2 separate regions of the Mus musculus genome follow, and region 1 is linked to region 2. Evidence: chromatin loops called from intact Hi-C (ENCODE). Cell type or tissue: heart. All regions are shown on one strand. Each heading gives the region's core, and the rest is flanking DNA. Links, peaks and the distances in the headings are about the cores only.

What was found. A loop is a pair of places that touch in the nucleus more often than their neighbours do. Peaks named below come from ENCODE experiments on the same cell type or tissue, not always from the same donor. Only the 100,000 strongest peaks of a DNase experiment are listed, where the experiment ranks them.
Region 1: it touches region 2 in a loop (2.9-fold over the local background); 1 of 42 quality-filtered maps calls a loop at or near these places.

Annotation. Positions count from the first base shown.
Region 1 is chr4:11,484,114-11,488,499 of GRCm38, reverse strand. Virma (vir like m6A methyltransferase associated) reads right to left here and starts at 2,542. Exons shown (of 24, transcript NM_001347055.1): 1 at 2,395-2,542. The coding sequence starts at 2,457. In heart, for the core only: CTCF peaks have their summits at 1,472 (motif pointing left) and 2,499; a DNase peak (open chromatin) is centred at 2,599; H3K4me3 peaks cover 1,840 bases; H3K27ac peaks cover 1,933 bases.
Region 2 is chr4:11,189,860-11,194,245 of GRCm38, reverse strand. Ccne2 (cyclin E2) reads right to left here and starts at 2,537. Exons shown (of 12, transcript NM_001282943.1): 1 at 2,431-2,537; 2 at 1,529-1,565; 3 at 1,335-1,431; 4 at 1,200-1,253; 5 at 169-320. The coding sequence starts at 1,542. It overlaps A630034I12Rik (a long non-coding RNA gene), which reads left to right and starts at 3,016. Exons shown (of 3, transcript XR_001784240.1): 1 at 3,016-3,101. In heart, for the core only: CTCF peaks have their summits at 1,882 and 3,158; DNase peaks (open chromatin) are centred at 1,975, 2,635, 2,755 and 3,675; H3K4me3 peaks cover 3,368 bases; H3K27ac peaks cover 3,090 bases.

The DNA.
Region 1 (4,386 bases), core at 127-4,126, 290 kb before region 2:
CAGGCATCAATTCATACAGCTGGTCTGGGCATAACCTAACAGAAGACTGACGACAGCAGCCCTCCTTTCCCACAATCAAAGAAACAGTTCCCATTTTACCAAGATCAACTTAATATGTCACTTGCGTTAATGAAATCTCCCTTGATATTCACAAAGGAATAGCCTCTCACCAAAATTCTGTACCTTTATGTTCACAAAGAGAGCTAAATAAGTATCAACTAGAGTGTCCTACATCAGACACTGAATACGGACTTTGTTTGGCTGGGAATGGTGGCACCCACCTTTAATCCTGGTTCCAGGGAGGCTGAGGTAGGTGAATCTCTGAGTTCTAAACCAGCCCTAGTTCACACTGCAAGTTAGCCCCAGTCCAAAAAAAAAAAAAAGAATTTTGTTTGGTTTTAGTGCCTTTTGTTTTGTAAACTAAGTTGGGCTTTTTGGCTTTTTTGTTTAGTTTTGCTAGACAGGGTTTCTCTGCATAGTCCTGGCTGTCCTGGAACTCACTCTATAGATTAGGCTGGCCTAGAAATCACAGAGATCCACCTGCCTCTGCCTCCCAAGTGCTGAGATTAAGGTGTGCTTTGTGATTCAGTTAATGCCATTCATCCTCTACACTCCAGTGATTAGGCATTTTGGAGATAAGACTGTAAACTTCACAGGATTCCCAGTGTACCTCTTTACACAACATATTCTAACTCGAACCAAACATTTCTATACCTCTTACAAACCCCTACTCTTCCAAGATAAAGTCAAATGGGATTTTTTTTTTCTAAACCTTCAACCACTCCCGGAGAGTATTTTTTTAACCTGCTCTGTTTTCCTAGGATCCTTAATTTTTGTCTAAGAACGAAGGATAGAAAAGCCTGAAAGAATGACAAATTGCTTGGTAGACTAGTACTAGGTATGTATGCTTCTTCCAAAAAAAATTGTTTTAAGACAGACTCTTACTATGTAACCCTGACTGTCCTGGAACTTGCTATGAGAGTTCACTGGCCTCAAACTCACAAAGATCTGCCTACCTGGGCTTCCCAAGTACTGGGATAAAAAACATTAATGCCATGCCTGGTTCTTTCTTTAAATTTTATTGTTCTCTACTTCCATAAAGATGTTTGTTCTGGTAACAATTTTGCGTTTGGCAGCCATTTTGCGTTTTCTCAAGTCTGGCTGGAATTACATAGCCCAGCAGTCACTCATTCATTTATTCAAGAAAATGCAGCCGTACTCATTTCATTACTTCATAAGAGAACATTTTAAATCTCTTCTCATTCAGATGCTTATGTTTTCCTAGGTACGGTCTAAACCCAGGACATACAACCGAGAAAGAATAGGAGACACTCTACCCTACTTTCATGTTGTCATATTAAGAGTACAGTAGGGTTGGAGAGATGGCTCAGCGGTTAAGAGCACTGACTGCTCTTCCAGGGGTCCTGAGTTCAAGTCCCAGCAACCTCATGATGGCTCACAAGGAATCTGATGCCCTCTTCTGGTGTGTCTTAAGACAGCGACAGCGTACCCACATACATAAAATAAATAAATCTTAAAAAAAAAAAAAAAAAAGAATACAGTCTTCATAGAAACAAGACAATCCCCAAAGAATGACTCTCGAAATGATTAGGTTTCCGGTGAAACAAACAAATATGAGGCTTGTTCATTTACTCTCTCTTCCTCGCAGCCGAATTTCTCTGTGGACTTCGTTATAGTTCATTTTTGCGAATCTTCGTTAATTCGCTACATTCAGTACATTCAACTTAAGAATTCCAAGGCCTTTCAGGGACGCTAAAGTAATTCTGTACACAAAACTACGCAACACCCCACCTTCGTCCCCTGAAAACAACAGACTTGCTTTCTAATGACAGTCTTTAGTCCTTCAATACTGCATGATTCGCAAGTGTCCTCCACGCAAAGGAGATTCTCGTAGATCTGTCATGTCCTAATAGGTGAATTCCTTCCCAAACTATTGAAGTGCTATGACAAATTGAGCAATGAGACCGCCGTTAGAAGAGAGATAGAAGAGGACTTAGGATCCTGGATAGTCCGTACCCTGAGGGCATCCAGAACCCGACACTACTGTCAAAAACCAGATGCCCAAGCTCACGCCTGCATCCCACCCGAAGTACACCTGAGACCAAGGACCCTCCGCAGGACTCAACGCTGACAGGACAAACTGTCAGCAGCGCGACTGACTCGACTGAAGCCGCGGGCCCCAAATCAAAGCCGAGAAAGGCAGGGCCGCCGCCCAGGGCCACCGGGCTCGCACCGGGCTGGGGGAGGGGGTGTGGACCAGAGGACCCCCGCGCGCGCGCGACTGAGGGAGGACACCGCCCGGACGGCCCCCGACTCCGCAGCAGGGGTACCGGAACTGAGGGGCCGTGTCGAAATCGGGTCGCGAGGCCTTACCTCAGCGCTCGGATGTTTAAAAGTATCTAAAAATAGCAGCTCCATAGACGAGTCCACCGCCATGTCTGCCGCGGGCGGGGGACCGGGAGATGACTTCCGGGGCAGCTCTCCAACCTCCCAGGCCGAGGCTCCAGCTAGGGGGAAAACTGCAGTACTTCCGGTAAACAGGACGCTGTCGTCTCAAGCCTCCACCAATCCCATCGCAGCTTGCTGACTTAAGCCGTAAGCCCCGCCTCCTCCAGCGCGGCGGAGGGCGCCTTCTGCGAGCCCAAAGGGGCAGGGAAAAAAAAAAAAAAAGAGGGGCGGGGACTACGGTGTTTGCAGTGGTCCAAATCCCGTGGTTCTCCGGAGTAGCGGAGCCACGACGCCTGCGAGAGGCGATGAGTTCTAGAAGATAGGAAAGTGTGCCAAATCTAGACACACGGCACCGTATGCCTCCCACGAGGCATGCTCTCCAAACAAAACCATGCAATGAGGGAATCTGAAAAGACACTGTTTTCAAAGAGAAGAAAAGAGCACACACAAGGCCAGCCAGGAGTTGAATCCCAGCTTGAGCTACATGAGACCGTGTCTCAAAAAATGAGGGAAAGGGAGAAAGAGGGAGGGAGACAACTTGTCTCAGCAAACGAAAGGAAAATTTTCTCGTTTATGAAAATGTTAAATATGATGAATAATCCCACGAGCTGATTATGAGGATTAATTCTTATAAGGTTCAAAAAGGTATATAAATGAAACGTCACGAATATAAGAGAGAGCACAAAGTCTATTTCTGGCTGACAAGCAGTCTGCCAATTCCAGCATTTAAAGGACAAAGGAAGAGTTTGAGCTTCAGACCAGCCTAGACTACTACTCCGTGAGACCCTGCCTCAAAATAAAAAGTGTGTTTGTTTTAATTTTATGAATAGTTTCTCTGTCAAGTGCTGGACACTTGAAACTATACATAGTCCTAGGGAGTGTTAAGAAGGAATTTTTCTCTATTCTGGTCCTCTCAGGAACCACCCATCAAGACACAAAGTTGTAGCAAAACAAAAGCAGATCAGCAAAAGTAGGAACAGGCCATCAGGGAGAGAGTGGGGTGGATCAGCTCAGTGCCTAGGCTATCTCCCTCTCAGGGTTTATATAACTGTCTCTTTGTCGTGCTCTGCTGAGGAGGCTTAAAATGTCTCCATTCTCCTGTATGTTTGCCAGAATTGCTTTCAACTAGACACTGTCTATTCATTTGTTAGATTTGTTCAAGGTCTTGTATTTGATCTCATGACCTTCCCTTAGGACATTTTCTTCTTTTTAAAATTGAGGTTTCGGGGGCTGGTGAGATGGCTCAGTGGGTAAGAGCACCCGACTGTTCTTCCAAAGGTCCAGAGTTCAAATACCAGCAACCACATGGTGGCTCACAACCATCCATAACGAGATCTGACGCCCTCTTCTGGAGTGTCTGAAGACAGCTACGGTGTACTTACATATAATCAATAAATAAATCTTTAAAAAAATAAAAAAAATAAAAAAAAAATAAAATTGAGGTTTCACACTGAAGGCTGAGGCCAGGATTTTACAATAGACTGGCAGGCTATCTAAACAAGGAACAGGACTCAAGCTGTCTGTGGGATTCCCCTTTTACCGACGTTTTTCATGTCTATCTTCTGCTTAACAAGACTATGTGGGGAGGGAACAGCAAGTAAACGTGCATATTCTTCTCCCTCAGCTAGGAAAAACAAAAAACAAAACCAAAGAAATACCTTTAAGTCTAAAAGTCCACTCATACTCTTGTTTTTCTCCAGTTCTGGAAATCAAACCTAGGATCTTGAGGTTAGGCAAGTACTCTAAAAGGATCTATATCCCTAACCCACAATTTTTTTAAGCCAGTTAAGTAGCCCAAGCTGATGTGAAAATTGTACATCTCCTATTTCCACCTCCCAACGTTGGGATTCCAGGGATGTGCCCTTTTTAAGAGCAGTTTTACAATAAATTTCACAGACAGTATAGAGAGATCCCATA
Region 2 (4,386 bases), core at 193-4,192:
AATGATACATGCTTACTTTCAGTAAGTGAAGCACTAAAAGACAAACAAACCCCCCCCCCAAAATCAAGTTTCCATATTTTATATTAAAGTCAAAAGAAAATACCTGGCATTGCTTTAATTCTACCACTTTTAATGTTTAGCATAAAGTTACTAAAAAATTTTCTTTACCTTAAATCTGGCAGAGGTGAGGGATTAATAAAAAGATTTTTAAATCTGTAATTTGTAAATCTAGAGAAGTCACTTGTTCCTATTTCTTTATGGGGTGTTTCAATGATAATGCAAGGGCTGATTCCTCCAGACAGTACAGGTGGCCAACAATTCTGTCATTTCAAAACAGAAAGAGAAAAACTTGTTAGTGCATTAAGAAACCTTGGCTTTTGTTCTACAATTTCAAATGATAGCCAATTTGATGTTCGTATTTTATTTTTGTTTTGTGTTTTGTTTTTTTCGAGACAGGGTTTCTCTGTGTATCCCTGGCTGTCCTGGAACTCACTCTGTAGACCAGGCTGGCCTCTGCCTCCCAAGTGCTGGGATTAAAGGCATGCGCCACCACGCCCAGCCCTGTATTTTATTTTTAAAGCCATATAATTCATATTAGTCTTCTTAAGTTAGATAACGAAGCCTGGTAATACAAGGTAATACAATACTTAATGTACTGAAATAATAACATGCATTTTAATGTAAAGTGAAATAATTTTAAGACTAGTTCTCTGAATCTAGAAATTCTAGCAAGGATACTTTTTTAAAAAATAGCTCTTTTTAACGTGTTTTCTAATACTTGAATGTGAAAACATCAAAAAATTTAGTCAAGTGGAATCACTTAGAGAATCTTTTTGAAAGAATTACCATCTCCAAGTAAACACATAGGAAGGGATCCCAAAGCCGGGTTGCCAAACTGACAGTGATCTCACATCCTTTTTATGCCACTCATTAGCTATTAGGGCCCTCCACTGTAGTCTGAAAATGAACAAAGAGCAGTATATAGGCAGACCTAGTATACCAGCCAGCTCCAAAAGGGAGGGATTTACCAAAGGGAACCAGCTGCTTCTAAGCCATCTACACTGCAGCTGTAGGACTCAGGCTTATATGAACCTCCTTCAAGTTCACCTCTAAAGTATCAGAATCTTCCCACTATAAGGCAATAACACATGATTCCACTCTTATTCTTCCCCAGCCCACCCTGTCCAGTTCTGCATTACCCTAATCTCATACTGATGCTTCTTGGTGATCTCCTCTTTTCTTTTTTTGACATCCTGAAGAATAGAAAAGAACATGTAAACTAAGGTTTCAGCAAGGAATATTTTTCCCTTTCTCCCTCTTTTTCCTTAAATCACCTGTGCTGTTTTTCTCTTCTTGGCCTGAATTATCTGGGTTTCTTGCGGAGAGTCTGGCTGGTTGGGCTGGGCATGTTGCTTAGCTTGTAAACGGCTACTGTGATGAATTGTAGAAAGGAAGCTTAATTAGTACGTCATATATTTCAAAAGCAGCAGCTAATTTTGAAACATGTCTCCAAGACTAACACTGTTACCTGCGTCTTGACATTCTCTTCAAGGACTATGAAACCTCTAAATAGGGGAGAAGAAAAACAAAATCAAGAACATAGTCATCCATAATCTTCAAGTTCCAAATTAAAACTGATTCAGAAGTTACCAACTAACGTTACTAGAAGGTGGCCTAAACCTTTAAAAATAAAACACTGCACTATTTTCTGAAATACACTCGCTATCTCAGTAATTTTACATTCATGCTTTCATTTCCTTAACTGTACACTGGGAACGCGAGTGCGTTCAGGAATTTGCAAAGTCCCCTAGCACCCTTAGATGATCATCTGGGCCATTCATGCACTCCCCAGGACAACCAGGGTGGGAAAGGCACGTCCTGGCCTCGGCCGCCAGGCGCCTGGACGAGCCTCCAAGAGCGGGCTGTGGAGAAGCCGGTTCCGCGCCAATTTGGAGAGCGGCTGTGGCGGGGAAGCAGGGGGTGGAGGGAACCTTCTGGTGTCACGTCCTCCAGGCTCCTTTCCCTCCTTCCCAGCCCCACCCGGCGGGCAGTGTCGCTTGCAGGGGTGACGGGACCCCAATTCCAGAAGAGCAGAAGGAAAGGGGGGGGGGAATTAAAGGAGAAAACCGTGCTTAAGAATCTCTCCGTGAAGTGATCCCACCTTAATCCTCTCGCGCGGGAGACCTTCCCCAAGTGAGGATGGACAGAGAAGCTCCCAGAGAAGCTTTGCCGTGGCCTCTCATTTGGGGACACACTCCATCCCCTGCCTCTGCTTGGCCTCCTGACAAGAATCCTGACAGGGACCAACCTCGGGAACCCCTGAATTCCAGTCTCCTACTTCTTGTCCCACCCCCGCCCCCCATTTTTCCTCTCCCATGGCTCCCGCCAGACGTGGTTCCCTTAGCTCCCGCATGCCCCTGTCCCCAATACCTCCTCACCGCCAGACCCTCCACAGCTCGGCTCAGCTGGCGCCGGCGCCAACTCAATATATAGGCCGGGCCCGGACCGCCCCGCACGCATGCGCCGCAGACTGACACCTCGGCCGGCGCCTTCCCCTCCCCCACCCGCGCCCGCCCAGCTCGCCCGCGCGCGCCGCGCCCTGCCCTCAGTGCGCGCGGACGGGCTGGCGGGCGGGCGGGCGCCGAGTGGCCGTACGGCTGCCCTCCTGGACCGTGCTCCTCCGCCCCTCTCGGCGCTTCACCTGCGCGCGCCGCGGCTGCACGGCTCAGAGGCTCCTCCCCCATGCTGGTTGCCCACCACAGGCTCCCGCACGCCTTCCAGTTCGCGCCGGGCCCCCTCACGGTGGCTCTTAGATCTCGGAGTGTCAGGCTACGGTTCGGCTCCGCGTTTTGGCAGAGGCCTTGGGAGGGCTGGGGTGGGGAACCCCAAGTCTCCTCAGAGGCACGGGGAGCGGGAGCCTAGGGCCCACCCCTCCGGGAGGAGCCGGCCAATGGCAGGAGAGGACGGCAGCACAACGTGGAGCGGCCGCAGAATGTAAACACGCCGGAGCGCGCCGCCCGCCACGTGCGGAGCCGGAGCCATCCGCCGGGCGACGAGCGGGCGGCGGCGCACAGGAAGGTGCCTCAGCGCGGCCGGACGAGGTACGTGGGAGCCTTGTCCCCGCGCGCCGCCGAGCGGCCACTCCGCTCTTGCCTACGGCTCCCTCCCAGAGCCCGCGCGGGAAATATTGGCGCCGCGCGCTGCCTTTCTCCTCAGACGCCTGTTCCGGGCGCTGACCACCTCTCGGGACTCCAGCGGGCGCCCTCCCCGTCCGCACGCACGAGCGCCGAGGCTCTGGGGACCTGGCCGGAGAGCAGGACGGTCCGCACCACGTGCGCGCCCGGGCCGCGCCGCGCCGCGCCGCGCCCCGCCCCGGCCCTGCCCGGCAGCCAGCGCGCCCTGCGGAGCCCGCGCGAACTGCCTGCGCGGGAGCGCCTCCCGCCTGCGAGCGCTGCCGGGACGTGGCGGGCCGCCCCGCGCCGCTCCTAAGCCCCGGGCTCCGACTACCTCTCGGCGCCCTGCGCACCCTCAGGCCGGGCTTGCGGGTGACACGGCACACACAGTCCCGTGGCGCGACGCCGCTTGGGGAACAAAGACCACCCCCAGGCCGCGGAAGCGCAGGAAGGGCTCCCGCAGGCCGGCGGTCCCGCGCTTAGCCATCCTGGTCCGGAGTGAGCCGGTGCGAGGGCGCCAAGGACAGCGGCCGCGCGGCCCGGCCCTTCCCGAGATGCACCTGGAGGCCTCCGGCCGCGGTGGGCCTTTTGTGCCACGCTGTGGTTAAGAGCCCAGGAAGGCCCTCGTCACACTTCCCGGGTCTTCGCATGGTCCTTCACACCGGCTAAAGCTTACTTTCCCAGCTTTACACGTAGACAGGATCAGAGGAGACCCAGTGCCTTGTCTAGGCCTAAGGAGCGTTCACCCAACCCATAATTGCTTATCAAGACTGGGGGGGGGGGGGGGAGTTACCTCCCTTTGCTGGAGCTGTCGTCTTGTACAGCTTGAGATCTAACCCGTTATGGCAAGAAAGCAGAGGTGTGTTATCTGAGTGGAAGTAAAACTGATGGCCTACAGCCCCGCTCCATAGTGACTTCAAGACCAGCCTAGATTATGTGAGACACTGTCCTAAAAGTGCCAACTGGTGGCCTATGTAGGTGAACTTGGCCAGGATACACTGAAAACGAGGGCTGTCGTTTACATGGGATTGGTCTTAAGTATCATAAGTCCAACCGCATAAGTTAGTGTACGTACGTCATTAAAAATGTACTGTGGGCATATCTAAGTATTACGTGAACAGAGTAGCCATAGGAAAAGCAAAATTAGAATGATTGAATCAACGAAAACTAAGATAGCAAGCTGGCAGTGGTGGTGCACACCTTTAAGATCAGA